Regions from separate parts of the Homo sapiens genome. Here regions 2, 3 and 4 are each linked to region 1. A link is a contact called in ENCODE Hi-C or POLR2A ChIA-PET data. All regions are on one chromosome and are shown on one strand. The core of a region is the stretch at or near the end of the contact, and the rest is flanking DNA. Distances in the headings are between cores, read along the strand shown. Region 1 holds the start of ADGRL2 (adhesion G protein-coupled receptor L2). Region 2 has its middle 120 kb from the start of ADGRL2. Region 3 overlaps ADGRL2 (adhesion G protein-coupled receptor L2). Region 4 overlaps ADGRL2 (adhesion G protein-coupled receptor L2).

Region 1 (3,255 bases), core at 660-3,159:
CTGAATGAAATAATTTTATATTCCTAAGAAGATCATAAAATTACCTCTGAGGTCTGAGAATTAGATAATTCTGCCTTCTTTTCAACGACTTGAAGTAGCCTGATTTAATTTTGCTAGGTAGATCTGTTGTATGTATGTATTTTGACATATGTAAAAACTTAGGTACGTTATAAGGTTTTGCACCAGCTCTGCATAAGTGTACTTTATCCAGACTAGTTTATATCCTGCGTGGTTAATATTTGAATTATGTTATGTAAGAAATTCCAGATGTAAGTGTGTATGTAGTTTAAAGCACCAATGCTCTAAGTTGCTCCTTTTATCTTTTGAAATAGTGAGAATATTAAAACATCAATACATCAGGTAGAAGAAATTAGATTATCAAAGGTTCTTTTTTAATCTGAGAATTACAATGAAACCACCAAAAGAACATGTTCTAGTTATTTGGACACACGTACATTTAACCTATGATTTCCTACAAGTCAAGAACAAACTTGACCAGTAGTTGGATTGGATTTACTTTAGTACTACACCTATCTGGCTTTCTGACAAAATACTGATAGGTATTTAGGATCTTCATGTATTTTGAACAATCTGCTGTTGACATATTAATAACATTGTTTGGAATGATTCCTGAAGTATGATGCTTGCAACATTCCTGCAGCACCAAAAAGTACCTATTGTTTCTGAAAGCAAAGCAGCTTAAGTTTTATCCTACTTTCTAGGTTTTAAATATTGGAGAATCATTTTTTTCTTGAAAAAAAGGTAAATATGCTTATTTAATTGATGGCTGCATTCATTAGTAGAATCAGTGGTTTACAAATACATCTGAAAACATAGCTGCTTCCAGCTCAGAAATTTTGCAATAAAAAAAAAATCCATGTTTGAATTTTGTGGCATGCACAGGACACTTAACTGGCTTTTAAACGTTTTTCCAGCGTGATTCGCCCTGTCCTGCTCTGTTCCTTTCAGCTTAGGTCCATCGTAGGCTCTGCCTGGCTGTTTGCTGACATTGCCAACCGAGAGGGGCAAGGAAGTGTGTTCAGAGGACAAGAGCAAAGGCAGTTTCAATGTAAGGAAATGAGGGAAACAGACCTAACAGCTCTGTGACTATACTTGAGAGTAAAGAGCCTTGTAGTCTCCTTTCCTTCCTTTGCTTATCCTGGTGAGTTTAATCAAAAACAAACAAAACGCTCTTGTGAAATATAGTCAATAAAGTCAAAGTTTAGCTGGCTCTACGTAACTACAAAGAAAAAAATCATCGCAATTTAAAAAAATGTAACTTTCATTAACGAGCGCGCCGGAAATCTCAGGTATCAAAGACGCATTAACCCTGGAGCGTCCCCCGCGCGCCGCAGCCGGACGGAGGCAGCCGCGGCGAACAGACGTTCTTTCTCCTCCATGCAGTTACACAAAAGGAGGGCTACGGAAACTAAAAGTTTCGGGGCCTCTGGCTCGGTGCGTGGAGAAAAGAGAAAACCTGGAGACGGGGTGGGTGAAAGACGCATCCCGGGCGCCTCTCCGAAGTCCAGGCCGGGAGCAAGCTCCTGGGCCTAGAGGGGAGGGGGCCCCGAGCCGCTGGTCATCCCCCTGCGCTCAGCCTCGGAGCGCCGCGCTTCGCGGCGCTCTCCCAAATACTCTTCACCCACTCCAGAAATAAAATAAATGTTTTTAAAGTGCATGTGTGTGGACAGGATGGAGAGCGCGCGCCGGCGGAGCGCGCGGAGGACCCAGCGCGCAGTGAGTGGAGTTTGGGGGTGGGCTAGGGGTTAGCGGTTGAATGGGTGTGTTAATGGGGGGAGCTGGAGGCAGAGCTCGGGGACCTGGGGGTAGGGGGAGCGCGAACCGACTGGGAGGGGAGAGAAGGGGAGGGGCGCGAGCTGGCGCAGGCCGCCTCCGGGGCGCGTTCCACGGCCGTGCGCGCGCGTCCCTCGCCGCCACCGCCGCCCGGACAGCCCTGCGGCCGCCCCGCCGGCGGAGCCGGGGCCGGCCTGGTCCTCGGGCGGCTGCTTGGCCACCGCCACCGCCGTCCGAAGGGCTCGAGCCCGTAAGTATCCCCTTTCGCTCCTCCTCCCCGCCGCTTGGGCGCACAGCCGCAGCAGCTGCTCAAATGGAGTGGAAAACGGCCATTGGGCGACAATGAGTTATAGATTATCTGCTCCACGTTTTGTACTTAGCTGCCTGTAATCTTCTTTTGAGTTTGCCCGAGCCCCTTGCTGGAAAACTCAGGAGGGAGAGATTTGTCCTTTGACGCTGTACACGCTAGTATGTTTATATGATTAGCCCAACTGGCGGGGAGGGCGGATTTGGGGGAAGGAGGAGGAGGAGGCTGGAGGTGACTCCAGTTCAGACCTCGCGGAGAGTCTGTGTCAGGACTTCGCATTCCCCCGTCTCTCTCTCTCTCCCTCTCGCTCCCTCTCACTCTCTCTCCGCTCACACACACGCAGAGGTGCTGGGGCGAAATCGGGAGCTTACCAGAGAATTCCTTGGGATTGTTGGGGGGCATCTCCCCTCCGCTGCTGTGTGTGGCGTGGCTCTTCCCGGCTACTCCTTGCTTCCCCGAGCCCGAGTCTGCGCCGCCAGCCTTCCTTGGGGCAGCGGCCACCGCTCAGCCCCGGCCGGGAGATCCGAAATGTGAGGAGGGGTCGCCGCCGCCTCCCGCCCCAGGCCGCAGGGTCGGCGCGAGGGATGCTATTCCGGCCGGGCGCTCGGGGGGCTGAGGGGCTTCGCCTGACAAACTGAGTTGGCCTCGCGCCCCCGGCGCCCTCCCGCCCGTCGCTTCGAAGGGACTCCCAAGTCTGCGCACCTCTGTCAGGCTTTTGCTTCCACCACCCCTTTCGCTCTGATTCCCGATTTTTTTTTCCTAAGGGAGCGTGCGGTCTGGGGGTGTGTGCGTGTGTGTGAAAGACCTCTCTCGAAGAGCGGCGTGTGGGAAACTGCGGGAAAATGTTGACTTAACCCCAGGAGCCGCCCGGCGCTGGCTGCTCGGCTGGAGGCGGCGGCGGCCGAGCAGGAGGACGCGCCGAGCTGCGGCGCCGTGTCCGGCCGGGGAGCTGCGGCGCTGCCTCCCGCGCGGACTCGGCGGCCGAGGACCCGCTCGCGGCCGGCCTCGGCCCTCTCCGGCCGGGGTAGCCGCTGCCCTCCGCGCCTGTCCCCGCGCGGCCCCCACGCCAGACGGCCCTCCCTCGGGGCGCGCTCGCAGACGGAGGTAAGAGCCGCAGGAGCGAACAATGTGCCTCTGTGCCCAGCTTCGGAGAC
Region 2 (3,060 bases), core at 433-2,932, 120 kb before region 1:
GTTACACCATGAACCGAGGCAGCACAGCTGCCTTGATGCACTGTTCCCTTGGGCTCCTACAGTGAATGAAACTTATCTAAGTGGCCCAGTCCACTCCCACACTGCCAGATCGGCAGCCCTTTGTTACAATGTGCACAAGAATTGCTCAATCTCAGGGGGCAGCTGAGTCTGTAATGACTTGCATTGTAGAAACACAGAGGAGTTCACTATCTAGGAATGAAAACTTAAATCTCTTCTTATATTTCTTTGTTGACAGTTGCAAAGCAGGTCTGGGTAGTAAACAAACTGTTTATTCCAGCAATGTTCATTTCATAGGCGGTTCAGATACATTTATTGAGTAGGGCAGCAGCCGAAAATGGAAATGAAACCGGAATGTCGGCTTAGGGCTATGTAGAAATCTTGAAAAAGACTGAATATTCCCCAAATGCAACCATCATGAGGCTGGCATGCTTACACTGATGATCTCATCAGACCGATAATTAATAATCGTGAATTAGGCTAATGAAATCAGATGGGGTAATGAAAGGCAGCCTTCTTCTACTTGTTAGCATTGCTGTTTTCTCCATTATTTAATCTCTAACAGAAATTGACTTTGCCGCTCGAGATCCAATTCAGCCTATTTGACTTTCAGAAAAAAAATTTTTTTTAAATTGTATCAGAGCCTTAAAGAAGGGGCAAGTATGAAAATATTAAGAATCTATACAATGACACCTGCAATGTTGGGAACATAGATCAACTCAGAACAACTGCATGCATTTCCTGCTCCTTGATAAAACTAAAGAAATTACAAGTAAAGGAAGTGATGAAAAGGAATTTTTTTCAAGGCTGGGATTTTTAAAAGGCAGAGATCCTCCATCCCCCAATGGCAGCTTCTTGAATTTTTTGACACACATAGTTTACTAAATAATTAAACTATAATACATCTTCCCTCCAAGGATAAGCACTATAGTAAGACCTAGGAAAGTAATGAGGATCAAGAATGAGCCCTTTGGCCTATAGAACAGAGCTGTGAAGACTTGACCTGGAAATGAAGCAGAGAGACTGCTTGCTCTGGTAAGAATTCACCAGCTGCCTCTATATCTTAAATCTGTAAGAGAAAGGTGGATGTGAGTCTGATGTAATTTGGTTCCTATTTGAGTCTTTACCAAAGAAAGCTTGAGAACCTGCAGAAGGGATGGAGGGCAAAGGAAGCATGTGCTTCTCATTCTTCTTGCCAGTAAGCAGCATGTGGATAAGGGGAGCCTCCATGTGAACTGGAACTGTTTGGGACCCATTCCAGTGACTTCACATGTTCTCCTGTCTTCTGTTTGAAAGCCAGTGCCAAAGAAGAGACAGGAAGAATGCATGTGTGAGTAAAGGGTTAAACTCAGCAATATGTGTGGATAAAGTCCCGGTGTATTTCCTATCGGATGTATCAGATCTATTTTGAGGTTACTTATCAGTTGGTTATTGTGCTAATAATTGACATTAAAATTAATACTACAGTTTGGGAACTAGGCAAAGAGCTAACAAGTTTGCTTTTACACAGAGCTTTCCAAAAGCAATCTGTGTAACTTGTTTCTGGAATGCAGCTGTGTAAGTTTTCATTAACATCTTGCAGGTGGAGCCTAATTTTAGTTCAGCCTTGAGAAGGGGGAATTGTTTTCCTCACCATATGCATAGCACCGCAACAGCAGCAAAGCAGGTGGGGCTTTGCCAAGCACTTGTTTACTTTCTTGTTTTTTTATAAAATGGATGATTCATATCGTTAATCATGCAGTTTCTATTTGATTTTAACACGTCTTTAACAGAATAGTCTGGAGTACATTTGACCTACAGTTACTTGAATGTGAAACAAAAGCAATGAAATGGAAAATGATAAGAAAATGAGCAATGAATCCTAAATATAGTGGGGAGAAGCCAGTGAATGAAGTAAAATTTAGAAATACATCTGTTTGGCTACAAAAGCATTTTAAAAAGCAACCTTCCAGATTTTGGTTTGGCAATTTGAAGTTGGCTCAGTTAGAAAGTTCCATATATATACATATATATGTGTGTGTGTGTGTGTGTGTGTGTGTGTATTTTTCTTTTTCTTTGCCATTGCAAGAAGGAAAGTATTACAGGAAGGAAGCTGTTGCTGGAAAGAGAGGAGATGAGGGGTCAGAAAAGACAACTGAGATGCATACACATTGTTTTCTCATGCAAGTTCTTCCCTGGCCTTTGAATCTCAGGGAATGGCTGGTAATCGGCTTAAATTTTAGGACTGAGGAAAAAAATATTGTTAAGAATCAGAGAGTGATTAATGACAGTAATTTCTTTTTTCATTTGTTTAGGAACTATCTTAAGATTGACGTTAAGCTTCAAAGGCACAAACTCCATACCTCTACTATGTTTCATATGCTTCACTGCAGTGAACCTACTGTGTGTGTCTCTTTGGATGTGAGGCTAGTGTGGTCTGGCCATAACGTGGCTGCATGTCATCTGGCTTAAACAAGCGCCTTTGAATTCTTCTACCCTGTGGTGTGTGCATGAAAATTCCATTACCTCCACAGAGAGGGGGCAGCTCCATGTGCATATTTGTTTCTTTCAATTCAGTCTCTTGGAATGGATGGAATGTGTGATAACGCTATATAGGAGTCTATTGTTCTGAACCTTAAAATAAACCTTTTCTTAAAAGCCCTCTTCTGGACCTTGAAGGTCACCATTCAAGGGCTTTGCCTTTATGGAAGTTCTTAACCTGGTATACAGGTTTGTCCATGAAAGTGCTTTAGAATGTTCGTGAAAAAGGGTTGTTTTGGGCCGGGCGCAGTGGCTCACGCCTGTAATCCCAGCACTTTGGGAGGCCGAGGCGGGTGGATCACCTGAGGTCAGGTGCTCGAGACCAGCCTGGCCAAAATGGTGAAACCCCTGTCTCTACTAAAAATACAAAGATTAGCTGGGCATGGTGGCAGGCACCTGTAATCCCAGCTACTCAGGAGGCTGAGGTAGGAGAATCGTCTGAACCAGGGTGAAGGAGGTTGCACTAAGCTGAGATAGTGCCACTGCACTGCAGCCTGGGTGACAGAATGAGACTCTATCTCA
Region 3 (3,265 bases), core at 259-2,758, 76 kb after region 1:
TGGAGGGGGCTTAGGGTTTATGTGTGACTTAGGTGCTGCTGTGAAATGGAGAGCATCACCTATATCTGGCATTTGCATTTTTGTAATATTGTTTTCAAAATGTTCCAGAGAGGTACATTTTCTTCCACCCCGTCTCTCTAATGCACAGTTAACAGTATGTCCTTCACTTGAACTTTCTCCCTTGTAAATCAATTATGCATTTGCTATAGTAGTTCAGCTTTTTAAAGTGCATAAGGAGAATACTGTATAAAAAGTGCTTGTAAAACAAGTCTTTTTCTAAGAGTCTAGACCTTGAGAATTATGTTTTTGTTTTTCAATAAATGGTTAAGGTATTGTAAAAAGTTGGACATTTTACCAGAGTTACCATATTTGAGCTAATTTTTAGAATATTTTTTAAAGAGTTAAGTTATAGTGCTTTCCACGCAAGACTTTATATGAAATAAATACATTAAGAATGTAGAGTTTTTGATGCCTTGTCAAAAGTGGAATTAAGGTTGGTTTTATTATATGCTTTGAATGTGTTTCTGAAATATTTTTTGAAGCGGATACTTGTAAGTTAAATACCTTTTATCATTTATTTTTATCATAATTTTATATATACTCTGTCAGGGAATAATATTTAAGAATCCCAACATTTGTTTTTATGGTATATCTTTACATTGTAATCTGTAGTATTTTAATTTCCTATAAACCTCTTAATAATACTAGACAATATGTGACCTTTTACACTCATTCATATGTGCTATAAAATTACTTTTTCCTTTGATTCTATTAAATCCTTTCAGACCACTAGAGAAATCCCTGATTTGTACTTAACAGAGGTTTTCATGTATTAACAAGTAGAGTTACCTGGCTATCAATAAGTACTTGTTTAACTAGAGTGACTAAGTTAAAGACTTGTAGAAGTTAGGACTTTCTGAAGCTAATAATCCAACACCCTAATTTGTGACTCGAGGGATCAGATGCACAGTAGTTCAAGACTTGATGTTTTTGTTCAGGGTAAGGTAGTAATTTAGTGACAGAATCCAGATAACTCAAATCCTCAGACTAGAGAAAAATTATTAAGATTTCTTGACATTTATTGTTATTCCCTACCTTTAGCTTTTACACAGCTAAATCTACTTGTGGAAGTTCAGCTTCAAAAAGTTTTAGCCATAGTTTCAAAGCTGTTGACTGTGGTTGAGGTTTATTAACAACCTTGGTTTTCTAATGTAGTGGAATTCAAAGTAGATCAAATTCCTTCCCTGAGCCAGGATTCTCTGAGTGCTCTTCTTAACCACTCCTGCCCAACCGCTCATTCTACAATATTGAGCCTTAACTCCTGTTCCTGTCTCCTGGCCATCCTTTTTAATAGTTTTGTATTAAATTGTCCATGATCAACAACATTTTGTTTTAATAGATATTCTCACTTCAAGGTGGCATAAAATAGTATATATTTCTCAGGATTGACTTTCCCAATTAAGAGTATTTGCCTTCATCTCTGTGCATTAAAATTTATTGCTGCAATTGACATGACTAAGGTGGCATAACAGTGCTGTGAGCATAATCTAGAGCTAGTCTGAATAAGTCTGAATCATAGCTCTTCTGTTCATGACCTTGGGCCACTTACCCTTTCTGTGCTTTGTTTTACATATCTTTAAAATGAGGATTAAAATATTACTATTAGGATTAAAGTAATTATAATATTATTCATAAAGTACTGAGAATCTTGCCTGATATATATAGTAAGATGCTACATCAGTGTTAAATCATAGAAGGAGCCAGTAAATTGTTTCAGTATTTTAATGTGTGTACTTGAGGTTCTGGAGATATTCCAAGAACAACACACATTCCTAGTTTGACCTGAATGAACCAGGAATATTTAAATACATAGCATTTATTTTTAGAGCCACATTTTACTGAAACTAAACCTAGGAACAATACGTGGCTTTTTTTGGGGAGGGGGGAGGTTGTTGTTTGCTTTAAGAACCTTGCTTTGTTAAAAAAAAAGCCTAACTTGCCTTTTTGGGAAGGCAAGTTAGACGTAGACCTTAAAAGAAATCTAGCTACTGCCATTTATAGGTGGTTATATGGATACCTTACCTTTAGAAGTTATTGAGTGTGACTTATCTGCTTAATAGCGATTAAATCCGTTTAAAATGTTTACCAGGTGTTAATCATAAGTCAAGGTTGACATAGCCAGTTAAATCTTATTTGAAAGAAAGAAAAATCTCTGTAAATCATGTTTACAGATTTTTTAAAAACTGGCTGGCAATGTTTATTATAAAAATCCATAATTTTCCATTTGTTTGCTATATTAGAATACTATGCAGTTGTAATGAATAAACATTTATAGTTTCTGCTCCTAAAAATTGGACTACAGTTTCGTGAGTTTAGTCTCATCTGGTAAGCTTTCCAAGAGATTCAGGGAAGCCATAGCTTTCCAAGTATGCAAATCTCTTACATTCAAAGCACTTCCCTCAGGCACAAGAAGACTATTTCAGTGGCATGCTTTGCTCTTTTCCCTTAACATATCTAACATGAGGAACATAGATAGGGGACAGCCTATCTATGTTTGAATAGATGTTGAAGAAATTATATGAGAAGAATTGATAGAAAGTTTTATTTTTAATTGTTTGCTTTGTAATATATTTATTTGGTGACTGTAAAAAGTAGATTTCAGAAGATTTATTTATACTATCAATGCATGTTTTAAAATTATTCGTTTGAGTTGTAAATAATTAATGAAAAAGGCATTTTATGTGGCACTGAATCAACCTGTTAGTTTCAGTTGTTCACCCTGGATTTCTTTCATTTAATCGTCTTCTTCTTACTGCAAAGGAGGACATTTATTCATTACTTTGCCCAAATAATACTAACACACTAGCAGATGGTCACTTTCCAACTGGTTTGTCTTCAGAAAAGAAATTAAAATATTATAGTGCCAGAGAGAGATGTTGTAATGTGTCCCTTTCAAATTAACAGGTCATTCTTTTCAACTATTTTGTAACTGTAAAATAGCTCAATGTCACATAAAAGGCTAAAAGCTAGAGTAAATGGTGTCATGGGAAACATGAAATAAACACAGTGTAATGGTTTATAGTCTTGTCTTGAACACACTAAGAATATTTCTTTTCTAAAAAGACACAAATTATATGCTACGGTAGTATTTTGGTTTTACTGGATTCTAGTTTAATTAGTTCATATCAAAAGTTAGCACTTGTTTTAAAACGTGTATACATTCTGAAAGAAGATACTTCCCCCAAAACATTTAAAAATACCTTGA
Region 4 (3,058 bases), core at 490-2,989, 120 kb after region 1:
AATTTTTACATGAAGAGACACTCATAGACTATGTCGCTAAAAATATTGAAGTATTAGAAAGGAATATCAGGCAATTAATTAAAATGCTTTAGTTTTCTGGATTTTGTTGGTTGTGGTTCTTGTTGGCTTTTACAAATTTATTTCTTGTGATTTCTTTTTCTAAATAACCATTCACTTTGGTATCTAATTTTCTATATGTAATTTTTCTATTTTGTTTTTTATAGAAGGACCCTTAAATTTTACAAGTTTTAGACCCCACAAAACTTGAATTCACGCCTACCTTTTTTATTTATCAGGTGATAGTTTCAAGAAGTTGGCATAGCATTCCCCTGGACATTCACAGGTTGATATGTACATTTTAGGATATTTCATTGTATCTTTAGATATCTTCTTTGTATTTCAGAGATTTAGGATTTGGGAGAAGAGAGACTGAAAGATTAAAAATTAAACAAATTCATTTTTTAAAGGACATTATTTAAGTTTATAAACTAAAACATTTATTTATTTAGTAAAAGCTTTGAGCTAGAATAACCCATTTTCGCAGTTTATGTTAAATAAATGCTTGGCTTAAAGCCCTCCTATTATAATATGGACAAAACTAAATGGAGGAATAAACAGATTTTAAATAAATTTCACTAATATACTTTGCTTTTATACTCTCCTCCCCCTTCTTCTCCTCCTAATTTTTGGAAGTTTCCCTCACCCTCAACTCCCATTACAGACTTTATATGAAGAAAACTATTATTTAAGTTACTTTTCCTTAGTAATGGTGTTTCTGTTAGATTTATAATAAAAAACATCCTTTAGTAAATGAAAGCTTTTTTTTTTTAAGTTTTACTCTTGGTACTTAGAAAAATCACACAGGAATAGAATGTATGCTGATTTTTTAATGATATTTTATAATTCTGTAATTTTTTTCATACATTTGATTATCTTATGACATCCTAAAGTGTTCTTATCATTAATTAATAGAATTCTATGTAAACTTGAAAGAATGTTTGTAAGTAACTTTTGAAATCAAATTGTGAAATATGTGAATGAGACTGTACCTTTGAAAATGTACAAAAGCAGGTATGTTAGATAGATAAATAGTGGTCATAACAAATATATTATCTAATAAGTTGGTTCAAGGCACTTTTATATATCTTGCCATTTATTTCAACCCTTGATGAGTAGACCTTTATTAAGCTGTGATGATTACTGAATATGAAATGTAACCAAGATTATTTTTTATTCAAATATAATTTAAATATTCATCAAAGAGAAGTTATGCTTGAGACTGACAGAGACTATTAACATCAAAAAATATAATTAACTGCATTGGGTATCATGAAGCAGAGTTAGCCAAATAGCCGAGAGGTCTAATTGCTCTAGAGTTTGAGAAGCAATGGTTTTATTTTATGCTGTAGCTGTGGAATTAATAGTAATGCGGTTTCCTATGTGGGCCAATTAAAAGCTGCCTGTTAAGGTTCACTGCTCTATAGGAAACCCATTGAATATCGCTTAGTAAACAGGATTGACATGTCAATGTGTACAAGAAGATAAAATAGAATAAAAACTGTGAAAATGAGAAGTAGTATTAAAAGAACTGTCCTTGAAAACAACTCATAAAACTCTTTACCATTAGTGTTATGGTTGGTGTTGTAGTGTGCCTCCCACGTTCGCCTTTCAGGATCAGGCACTGTTTCTCCCAGCTGTCAAGAGAGTTGCCTGCTGATGGGCTCACAGCTGAGTCACTCCACAGGAACTGCCACGGGCTGAAGGGATCTTAAACTCTTCTCCCCAGAGGCAGCCCCCAGTGAATCCCAATGAATGCCAGAGTACAAAGGATTGGCTTCTTCATCTTTGCTTCATTTCAGGGACATCTCTGAAGGTCTCTGCCAACTCCAGAGCTCCCGCCCTGAGGAATTTGCTGGGCTTTTGTTGCGACTGCACTGGAGTTCGCCTTCTCACTCTCCCCAACCCTGCATCTGTCATGGCTTCAATGATAGTTCTAAGAGCACTCCCAATAAGCCTCTGAGAGATCTCTGCCTCAAATCTGTGCTTCCCTTGTTATCCAACCAAAGAAAAGTGCTAATACATTATAGGAATCTAGTAATTAAGTATAAAAACTAAAGGTTTTAAAGGAAAAAAAAAACAAAAAAAAAGCCCAATTCAGGTCTAAAAATGGCTTTTTGCACTCAAAACGTTTATCTTTGTCTTGTCATCCTTTTTCTTTAATAAAAGTAATATTTTGACCTTTGTGGCTCTATTAAGCTTTTTAACTGAATACAAAAAGAAAGTGCTTCTGATTGAATCCAAAAGGTTTTGCCTTGCCTTGGCTATAGAGGTTTAGAAGTGGGCAGACATTCTAATGGCATTTTGACATTAATGAGGTTGCTGAAATGGAAAAGTTTAAGGGTCAAAGATAAGAGCAGCGACAAGTTATTCTAGTGTTTCTTTTACTTAATAATGTCATATCAAATATGCTTAAGAAGTTGACCATGATTCCTTATGTAGAATATGTAATGTTTTATGAGTATACTACTTTAAGTATTATAATACTTTTTGCAAATAAAAAAATTCTAAGACTTACTATAAAACATGCCACCTCAGTCTATTAATATGTTTAGTTGCAACTTCTGCAAAACGTGTAAAAAATTTTAAAATTGCTTAATAGATTTTATTGTGTACAATATGATAATGTGTATAGTGTGTCTTTAAACTGCAGTGATAAGGCTGTTTTCCTAGTCATTCATTATTTAATGTGCTTACTCTGTTTATATCTGTGGCATAAGAGTGCACGTTAGCTTTCAGAAGAGCACAACATTTGCTGCTTCACAGCACACGGCCCTCCACTCCCAAGCCTGCACATGGTGTTAGTGATAGTTAAAGCACTTGAGTCTAACATTTTATAGATTTTGATGAACCGAGCCTTTCAGACAAGTTACTGATATGAAGCTAATTCAGGCTAGAAGTATAATATGAGGATAGACACTTTCTGCTTTCATTGTCACTTTTAAAAGCTTCTACAAACTGCTTGTGTAAACTATAAATCAGATACATTTTAGTTTGGTTT

Evidence for each region. Hi-C counts contacts between places; a loop is a spot of excess contacts on that map. ChIA-PET counts read pairs that join two places held with the same protein, here RNA polymerase II (POLR2A). Pooled maps may share reads with other maps.
Region 2: a map of endothelial cell of umbilical vein shows a loop between it and region 1 (8-fold over the local background). The contact joins the enhancer-like site here to the promoter of ADGRL2 in region 1. A Hi-C loop is called at or near these places in 4 of 168 maps with a recorded cell type or tissue (Calu3, PC-9, endothelial cell of umbilical vein and 1 more) and 4 of 50 pooled maps. POLR2A ChIA-PET finds 5 or more read pairs at or near these places in 2 of 52 experiments (AG04449 and WTC11).
Region 3: a loop to region 1 is called in a map of mammary epithelial cell, with 2.6 times the contacts of the local background. The contact joins the enhancer-like site here to the promoter of ADGRL2 in region 1. A Hi-C loop is called at or near these places in 3 of 168 maps with a recorded cell type or tissue (Right ventricle myocardium inferior, mammary epithelial cell and thyroid gland) and 1 of 50 pooled maps. POLR2A ChIA-PET finds 5 or more read pairs at or near these places in 1 of 52 experiments (H1).
Region 4: a loop to region 1 is called in a map of prostate gland, with 3 times the contacts of the local background. The contact joins the enhancer-like site here to the promoter of ADGRL2 in region 1. A Hi-C loop is called at or near these places in 6 of 168 maps with a recorded cell type or tissue (Right ventricle myocardium inferior, gastrocnemius medialis, heart left ventricle and 2 more) and 5 of 50 pooled maps. POLR2A ChIA-PET finds 5 or more read pairs at or near these places in 3 of 52 experiments (HEK293, HEK293T and activated naive CD4-positive, alpha-beta T cell).

Annotation. Positions count from the first base shown.
Region 1 is chr1:81,799,025-81,802,279 of GRCh38, forward strand. It overlaps ADGRL2 (adhesion G protein-coupled receptor L2), which reads left to right and starts at 1,910. Exons shown (of 24, transcript NM_001366006.2): 1 at 1,910-2,044.
Region 2 is chr1:81,680,074-81,683,133 of GRCh38, forward strand. It overlaps a transcript of ADGRL2 not described here. Among named protein-coding and RNA genes, the nearest start is that of ADGRL2, 120 kb to the right of the region's middle. RefSeq lists an enhancer at 2,208-2,776. Within about 2 kb of position 1,683, at least 6 of the 41 ENCODE cell types and tissues checked have a DNase peak (open chromatin) inside an H3K27ac peak, as active enhancers do; they include PC-9 and endothelial cell of umbilical vein, where a contact is called at or near this core.
Region 3 is chr1:81,875,728-81,878,992 of GRCh38, forward strand. All of the region lies in intron 2 of ADGRL2 (adhesion G protein-coupled receptor L2), which reads left to right. Among named protein-coding and RNA genes, the nearest start is that of ADGRL2, 76 kb to the left of the region's middle. Within about 2 kb of position 1,509, at least 3 of the 41 ENCODE cell types and tissues checked have a DNase peak (open chromatin) inside an H3K27ac peak, as active enhancers do; they include mammary epithelial cell and thyroid gland, where a contact is called at or near this core.
Region 4 is chr1:81,918,737-81,921,794 of GRCh38, forward strand. All of the region lies in intron 3 of ADGRL2 (adhesion G protein-coupled receptor L2), which reads left to right. Among named protein-coding and RNA genes, the nearest start is that of ADGRL2, 120 kb to the left of the region's middle. Within about 2 kb of position 1,740, at least 4 of the 41 ENCODE cell types and tissues checked have a DNase peak (open chromatin) inside an H3K27ac peak, as active enhancers do; they include heart right ventricle, where a contact is called at or near this core.